Regions from separate parts of the Mus musculus genome. Here regions 1 and 3 are each linked to region 2. Evidence: chromatin loops called from intact Hi-C (ENCODE). Cell type or tissue: left cerebral cortex. All regions are shown on one strand. Region 1 overlaps B3galt1 (UDP-Gal:betaGlcNAc beta 1,3-galactosyltransferase, polypeptide 1). Region 2 overlaps Stk39 (serine/threonine kinase 39). Region 3 overlaps Stk39 (serine/threonine kinase 39).

Region 1 (2,500 bases), 280 kb before region 2:
GGGGTTGCCACGGAAGTCACACTGACTTTCGGTGCGTGGATATCTACACTTGGATTGGAATGAAAGACGCAATGGCTTTCCTCCTCCTGACTCTTCCTTAACTGATCTCATGCTCTAACCTCTAGAGACTAATCTGTATTTTCTTTTCTCCTTTCCCTCCCTCTGCTTCTGTCCCTCACTGCCACCATGCCTTGTTTTCTTTTGCTTTCCTGCAGCTTCCCTTCCCCTTCCCCAACCCCTTATACAGTTCACCTTTCTGACATATTTTAATTTCTTTTTTTATTGGATATTTTCTTTTCTTTATTTAAATTTCAAATGTTATCCCCTTTTCCAATGCCCCCCAGCCCCTTTTCCAATCCCCCCCCAGCCCGCACAAACTCCCAATCCCATCCTCCCTCCCTCTGCTTCTATGAGGGTGTTCCTCCACCCAACCACCACTCTCGATTCCCCTACACTGGTGCATCTATCGAGTCTTCATAGGACCAAAGACCTCTCCTCCCATTGATGCATAACAAGGCCATCCTCTACTACATATGTAGCCATGTGTTCTCCTTGGTTGATGGCTGTGATGGTTTGTATATTCTTGGACCAGGGAGTGGCACCATTTAGACCTGTGGCCTTGTTGGAATAGGTGTGACCTGGTTAGAGTAGGTGTGTCACTGTGGGTGTGGGCTTAAGACTCTCACCCCAGTTGCCTGGAAGTCAGTCTTCCACTAGCAGCCTTTGGATGAAGACTAGAACTTTCAGCTATGCCTGCACCATGCCTGCCTGGATACTGCCATTCTCCCACCTTGAAGATAATGGACTGAACCTCTGAACCTGTAAGCCAGCCCCGATTAAATATTGTTTTTATAAGATTTGCCTTGGTCATGGTGTCTGTTCACAGCAGTAAAACTCTAACTAAGACAATGGCTTAGTCCCTGGGAGTTCTGCGGTGGGGGTGGGGGTCTGGTTGGTTGATATTGTTGTTCTTCCTATAGGGTTGCAAACCACTTCAACTCCTTCATTCCTTCCTGACTTTGGATTAATTTTAATCTTATAAATTCAACGTATGTAAAACTCTCTCTCTCTCTCTCTCTCTCTCTCTCTCTCTCTCTCTCTCTCTCTCTCTCTCTCTCTCTCTCAGTGTTCTGGTGTTCTGTGTAGTGGATTCAGGCAGAAGGGAGCAGAGAGCCCTCCACTGTCACTTATTAAAGGAGATATAATACGTGTTTGCAGCTGTTTCATCCTGGTGCTAACATTCTGAGAGAACAGGATGCATGAGCAACTTCTGTCCTTTGAAGGAGCAGAGACTTGTGGTGTTTTTTTAGGCCCCATTTTCACAAGGGGAGGTGGGAAGAAAACTGATTTATGCATAGCAGCCTGAGCAAGTGGATGTAGGTGGCAAATTCTTCAGCATGAGATTCTGCAGAGACTCATAAAAATATTAAAGCAATGCATTTTCCTTAGCTCGCCATCTTCTGCGTGGTTGAGGAGAGAAAGGTTGGAGTCCTCACATCTTCTATGTCCTGAGGAAGTTATGACCTTTTTTTCTGTCATCTGGCAGTTTCTATAATTCACAATAGGATCCCGTGCAAGGTCTATGGCTATAGGACTGGAAAGGGGAGTGGGGTAGGTCTCCATCGAAATAATGTAGCAAAAAGCTCTGGAAAGCATGGAGAAAGACTTAGCAAACAGAAAGACATCATTAGTTGCCCACTCACACCTTGAATGAATGAAACGCTAGACAGGAGTGAAGAATTTAGATTGTGTGCACAAGATTCTTGGTGGCTTTTAAAAGAGAACTCGAGGCAGAAGAGAGACATTTGGAGCCACTTAGAATTACGAGCATGTAGATATAATCTGAATGTAATGAACTGCATGATTTGGGAGAATGACAGGCTCATCAGGGAGCAGGGGAAAATGTTCCGTGTGGTAAATACTTTTAAGACCAATGGATTTCTTAAAGTTACCTGTCTACAATAGATGACATTTATCCCATTTTGAAATGGCTCCAGGTGGCAGGAAATACATCCACAAGTAATTTCCTAGTTTTCTGATGCAGTAAGCCATGATCGATAACCTTTCTTTCATTGTTTGGTATTTATTGATCATAGACACTTTAACTGAGAATGACTGTTGAGACACAGACCGCGGCATGCTTTCTGATGGAGCATTAATTAAAGTGTGCAGTAATTTGCAGGCACTTCTCCTTACATCTGTCCAAAGTTTCGGCAACCCAGTGCTCAGCAAAGCAAGCAAGCTCTGAATGTCTGCTTATGAAAGCAGCCATCCAAAAGAGCAGTGAGAACCGAAGTATCTCATGCTATATTGTTCTCTCCGTGCTGCTCACACTATGACTGTCTCTAATGCCCTAGTAGTCATTGGATGATAGTGTGCTAGCCATCTGCTCAGAAAACTGAGAGAAAACTAGGAAAGATGGGCCACATTTGTAGTCCCTTCAACTTAACATTGCACATCCTAAGATATTCAGCATGTTGTAACATATATTTCAAACAGC
Region 2 (2,500 bases):
TCCTGCCATTCAAAATCTCATGGCGAAAGGGAGGATCTATGCAATAAATACTCTCTGCATGCTTTAAAAGAATAACTCAGTCTCATACTATCATTCCCTCTATTGTTAAGGGGGCCTTAATGAAAAGATATGAAGAGTGAGCAAAACCTGCTTTTTATACCATTACTTCGAGTAAGTTTTCACTGTTGCTTGGGCAAGTAAACATGGTGGAAAAAAACAACAGAACCGCAAGAGTGAAACTTTTCACTCAAGATTTTTGGTCTGGTCCTAAGGTATTTCCGCCTCAAGCTCTGCTTTTGTGATCACTACCCTGAGGCATAAACTTGAGAGAGTCAACAACAACAACAAATCCCACCACACTCAAAGAGAAACAGCAATGAAAATGAAGGATAGAGATCTTATTTCTAATTCATTACCAATACTAAAAATCAGCAGAAATCTTCGCAGCAAGCACTTTCTCGAGTCTAAGAGTCTAAAATTCTTGCTCTCTGAGTTCACTCAAAAAGAACTTCATTCTAACTGAAGCGATGGTGAGAAGTGTTATTAATTGTTATTCGCTATTTACTTAGGTAATATTCATGCCTCTGGATTACTCGGAAATGCATGGAAAAGTTAAGGTGGGCAAATGGATAAACAGGACACATATATGGAAAAGCAACATTAGTGACTGGAAACACAGTCATTGGTATGTCACTGCAACAGAATTTAATTCTGCTTTATTTTTGAAAATTTGCATAACATGTTCGTGAAAAATGACTCTTAGAAACGCAACAAACCTCTGACCACTTAGTAGCAGAGGACAAAGCCCTCAACCTAACACCCCTTCTAAGAATCATGCAGGCTGATCCCCAATCTGCCCGCTCCTTCCCTGACCCCCTGCTCCTGAGCTAGCATCAGGATGGAGAGCCAGTCAGGTGACTGGACAGAAGTACCACACACCTTGCAACTTCCCACATATGTATAACACTTCATGTCATGCAGCAGCTACTTCTAGCACAGGGCACATGACTCCTCCAAACATGCACGGGTGCTCAAGGTAAGAGAAAGCTCTCCCATACAAAGTATACTCACTAACAATCAAGTGCAGTTCCGACTGTCACCACTGGGGGATAACTCTATGAAATTAAGCCACAGCTGCATAACTCCATTAAACTGAAACCCCACAAGAAAGCTGACAGGATTAGTAGCAGCTACCCTTCCACAGTACAGAAATTGTACCAAATTGCTTTCTGTCTAAACAATTTGCTACAAGAAGAAGTCCTTGAGCGGGTATGCATTTTGACAGGAAGAAAGAAGGAAAACTACAGATGAATGATGGCTATAACTCTGACACAGACTCTGACAGTCTGACAGGGACCTCAGACCTGGAAAAGAGAGGCAACTGCTTCAGAGCTTCGCAAGGAAAAAGAGGCACTGTCTGCTCCCCAAGTCCTCAGAGCAGGGCCTTGTCTGCTCTCTTTCTATTTTTAATAACACTGTAAGAAAACGCAGTGTGTTGTGCTGGTTTGCATCCTACTTGAGCAGAAGACGGGCATTAGTGGACAGATTAGTAAAATCTATTAAGAATTCCGAAACTTAGCTGATAAGAATGTAGCAGAATCCATTTTTGAGTTTTGATAAATATGCCCAGATTATGTAAAAATTGGACACAGGGAGAAACTGGGGGAGGAGTCCACTACCTTTGCAGCATTTGTACGAACTGAAAATTATTCTAAAGCAGAAAGCTGATGTTTGGAATCACAGATTTCTGATCACACATCTCGCTTCAGTCACAAGGACTCTGAAGGGCAGTGACCTGCACTACACTGCAGCAGCTGCAACCCAGGCTGAGCAGCCTGTGACAGACAGAGGTCAGCATAACATGTTCAGGAAGAGATCAGACCTTCTCTCTGCCTTTATACAGAGATAGAAAACAAACACGGCTGGAGCAGCTAAGCAATAGAGAAACACCTTTCATCAGGATGGTATTAAAAGCTAGTGGCAGTTTAAAAAAAAAAAATCAAGCAACAGAAATAAATGTAATCTTCACATGTGTTTAATCTTTAGTTAAACCTGGTAAAAATTAATTCAGTCTAAATCCGTATTGTAATACTTCTCTAATGAGAATAGTATCCGAGAGCCAGCAAACAGAGACTTTCGTAATTATCCTAGACACAGGAGAGCAAAGACCTTCAACAGTCTCCTCGTAGGATCTGCTTAGCTTAAGTCAAGGGCAATTTTTCAGGTGATTTCTGAAAAATGTCAGCTTCCTTCTTTTATTATTTATTTGTTCATTTATTCATTCACTCATTCAGGGGTGTCATTCTGCACATCTGGATTCAGAGTGACTTCTGCAGTTTTCCTAGTCAGCTGTCTAGACCCTAGCCACTAATCAGAAGTCAAAAATCAGAGTTGCCTAGACCTAACCCTAAACTAGAAAAGAAATTCAACTCTACTGGCTGAGCCTAAGAATCAAGGTTTTGCCTGCTGTGATTGGAGGCAGGGCAGCAAGTCTTTTCAC
Region 3 (2,500 bases), 54 kb before region 2:
TTTCAATATCGGTAAACGCCATGGAAATGTGGCTGAACTGAATGTAAGAGAATCTCAGTCTTTCTACAGTCTCTGTCATGAAAGTCCAATGCTACTCAATCCTGCCGATCACCCGGAACAGACGTGCGCAGTGCTAAACGGAGATGGAACAGCTGTGAACTCTCAGCGCACGTTCCCAAGGGATCCAAGGTTCTGTTGCTTACATACATTGGAGCCTAAAAATGCTTTACTATCACCTAGAAAAACAAAAGAGGAAACTCCATGCAGGGTCTGCTATGCCATGAGTGGTAATATTAGTATTTTCTAAGGTAAAATAAATGTATGTGCTTGGCTTGCATGTATGTCTCTGTAACATGTGCATGCTTGGTGGCCCAGGAAGTCAGAGGAGGGTATTGATTTCCTGAAACCGGAGTTATAGGCGGGGCCAGCCACCATGTGAAAGCTAGGAATTGACTCGAAACCCTCTAGAAAGACAAACAAAACGATCCCAACTACTGAGACATCTCTCCATTCCCAACAAGGTTAGTTTTAATTTTGTAAAAATGTTAACTATTCATTAGAGTAAAAAGTATACCAACTTCCAAGCAGATAAGATAACCAAGCAAATCAGAAAAGCAAAGGAGAATAATAACATTGTGAAGCCACAGAGATTGAGGAACAAGGACAGCCCGCATTAGGATACTGAAAACAAAAAGTAAAGGTGGCCCCCATGTGAATAGGGCGAACCTGGGATGCTTATGAACAATGCTAATTCCTAGCCTCTCTGCCCAGGACTCCTGCTGCTGGGACTTGAGGTTGGAGCCTGGAAGTTCACACCTGTAAGAAGTGTAAGACGAGATCATGATACAGGAATCTCACTGTCTGGACTCCCCAAAACATCCAAACTCAAGAACATCCTAGTGGAAAAGACGATTTCCTTCCCAAAAGTCATGTGATAAGAACGAGGCGGAGAGAGGGTGAAGGGAGAACGGCACACAAATGCAAACCAAACTCCTGTTGATCATAATTTCATTTTAAAGGGAGCAGCGATGTTGTCGCTGTCCTAAATCATCCATTCATGTGCTGCTCCAGGGGTAAATCTGTGAAATGGGATAACGTGTATTTCTTTATCCACCATATTGAGTGGTAAGGATGAGAGAGAGCCCACAGCTGAGAAGACAGGTCCCAGCACCAGAAGCACAGCATGAAGAGAGGCGGGCGCATGCCATACAATGATAAAACCCCACGCTCTGAGGCTCCACACGTGTGTCTTCCAGCTGATGGGTGTGAAGGGCTGGCAGGGAGCAAGCATTTCTGCAGACTCTTACAAAGGAAGCCGATTTTACATGCAGTCCTGCAGAAAATGAGTCTTTCAGAAAATAATGAACAATATCTCTCAAAGTCCTCAGCCAACTTACAAGGACATATATGTATTTTCAAATAGGCCATATCTATTTATTAGTATTAAGTATTAAATTTTAAAAAACATTATTTTCATAAAACATTATTAAAATAAGCTTCATAACATCCTGGCTCAAAATGTGTCAGTAATATTGCATAAAATAATGCAGAAATATGTCTCCCCTTTTAGAAATAGACATTCTAACATCTGCTTTCAAAATCCACCTAAAGAGAGCCCAGGCAGGGTGGCAGAGAACCCTAGTGACAGCAGTCAGCAGGCTCACACATGAACCGGCCCACCCGCCTCCAGTCCTCAGCTCGGGCATCTGGCCCCTGGCCTCTGCACTGAGTCTTGCAGGCTGCCTGCCGGTGGTGGGCAGCTTTGAGGAGCACTGCATTCTCCTTACAAACCCCATTCCTTTATCCAACTGGTGAGATACCAAAAGCCATTAAAGAAAATGACAAAGACCTTGCACAAGTCCAGTGCAAAATTTAGAACTACTTTTATAATACAGAGAAAGCCACGTGGCTCTGCGTAGCCACCTCCTAGGGAGACTTCTTTTCCCATGGGTAACTAACTGATCCTCAGGGGTGAGAGGGGATTTTTCTGAGTTCTCCCTATCAGTTTTCTTGGTAATCCTCTTTAAAATAACTGTAACGAGGACTCCGCTCTTGTCTATTTACATTTTATAGCCAACCTAGGCAGACAAGATAAGCAAATTTATACATGCATATCATCTACTTTCTTTTTGCCTCACGAATTTACTTTTTTAAGCAACAGCCAGCCAGAAGGCAGTGCTGTCTTCTGCATGTCTATTTACACAAGGCCTGAGAGTGTTGCCTGCTTCTTGCCTAAGGTGGTGTTAACTTTAAACATAACAGGGGTGGGTTTATGATTTCCACCTACGAACAGTGCATAAATTTTGCCCTACCCTTGTTCTCCATGAAAGCAGCCTTTCTGGGCTGTACAGCGGCCTTCCTTCAATCCACACTGTGCCGTGTGAAGCTTTGCGCTCTCCAGGCAGCTTACCCCACAGCTAGGTAATCAGACTTTTGTAATGTGTGTTTGCTCTGCTGTAGTAAAAGCCATGGCACCCACTGCTCCATGCCACGGGGCACT

Evidence for each region. Hi-C counts contacts between places; a loop is a spot of excess contacts. Peaks named below come from ENCODE experiments on the same cell type or tissue, not always from the same donor. Only the 100,000 strongest peaks of a DNase experiment are listed, where the experiment ranks them.
Region 1: it touches region 2 in a loop (1.9-fold over the local background); 2 of 42 quality-filtered maps call a loop at or near these places.
Region 3: it touches region 2 in a loop (2.2-fold over the local background); 3 of 42 quality-filtered maps call a loop at or near these places.

Annotation. Positions count from the first base shown.
Region 1 is chr2:68,033,553-68,036,052 of GRCm38, forward strand. All of the region lies in intron 4 of B3galt1 (UDP-Gal:betaGlcNAc beta 1,3-galactosyltransferase, polypeptide 1), which reads left to right. Among named protein-coding and RNA genes, the nearest start is that of Mir6335, 250 kb to the left of the region's middle. In left cerebral cortex, no CTCF peak of the experiment used is centred here; DNase peaks (open chromatin) are centred at 1,348 and 2,141; H3K27ac peaks cover 1,456 bases.
Region 2 is chr2:68,309,229-68,311,728 of GRCm38, forward strand. All of the region lies in intron 12 of Stk39 (serine/threonine kinase 39), which reads right to left. Among named protein-coding and RNA genes, the nearest start is that of Stk39, 160 kb to the right of the region's middle. In left cerebral cortex, a CTCF peak has its summit at 1,101; a DNase peak (open chromatin) is centred at 1,101.
Region 3 is chr2:68,255,449-68,257,948 of GRCm38, forward strand. All of the region lies in intron 16 of Stk39 (serine/threonine kinase 39), which reads right to left. Among named protein-coding and RNA genes, the nearest start is that of Stk39, 220 kb to the right of the region's middle. In left cerebral cortex, no CTCF peak of the experiment used is centred here; DNase peaks (open chromatin) are centred at 1,234, 1,902 and 2,251; H3K27ac peaks cover 1,613 bases.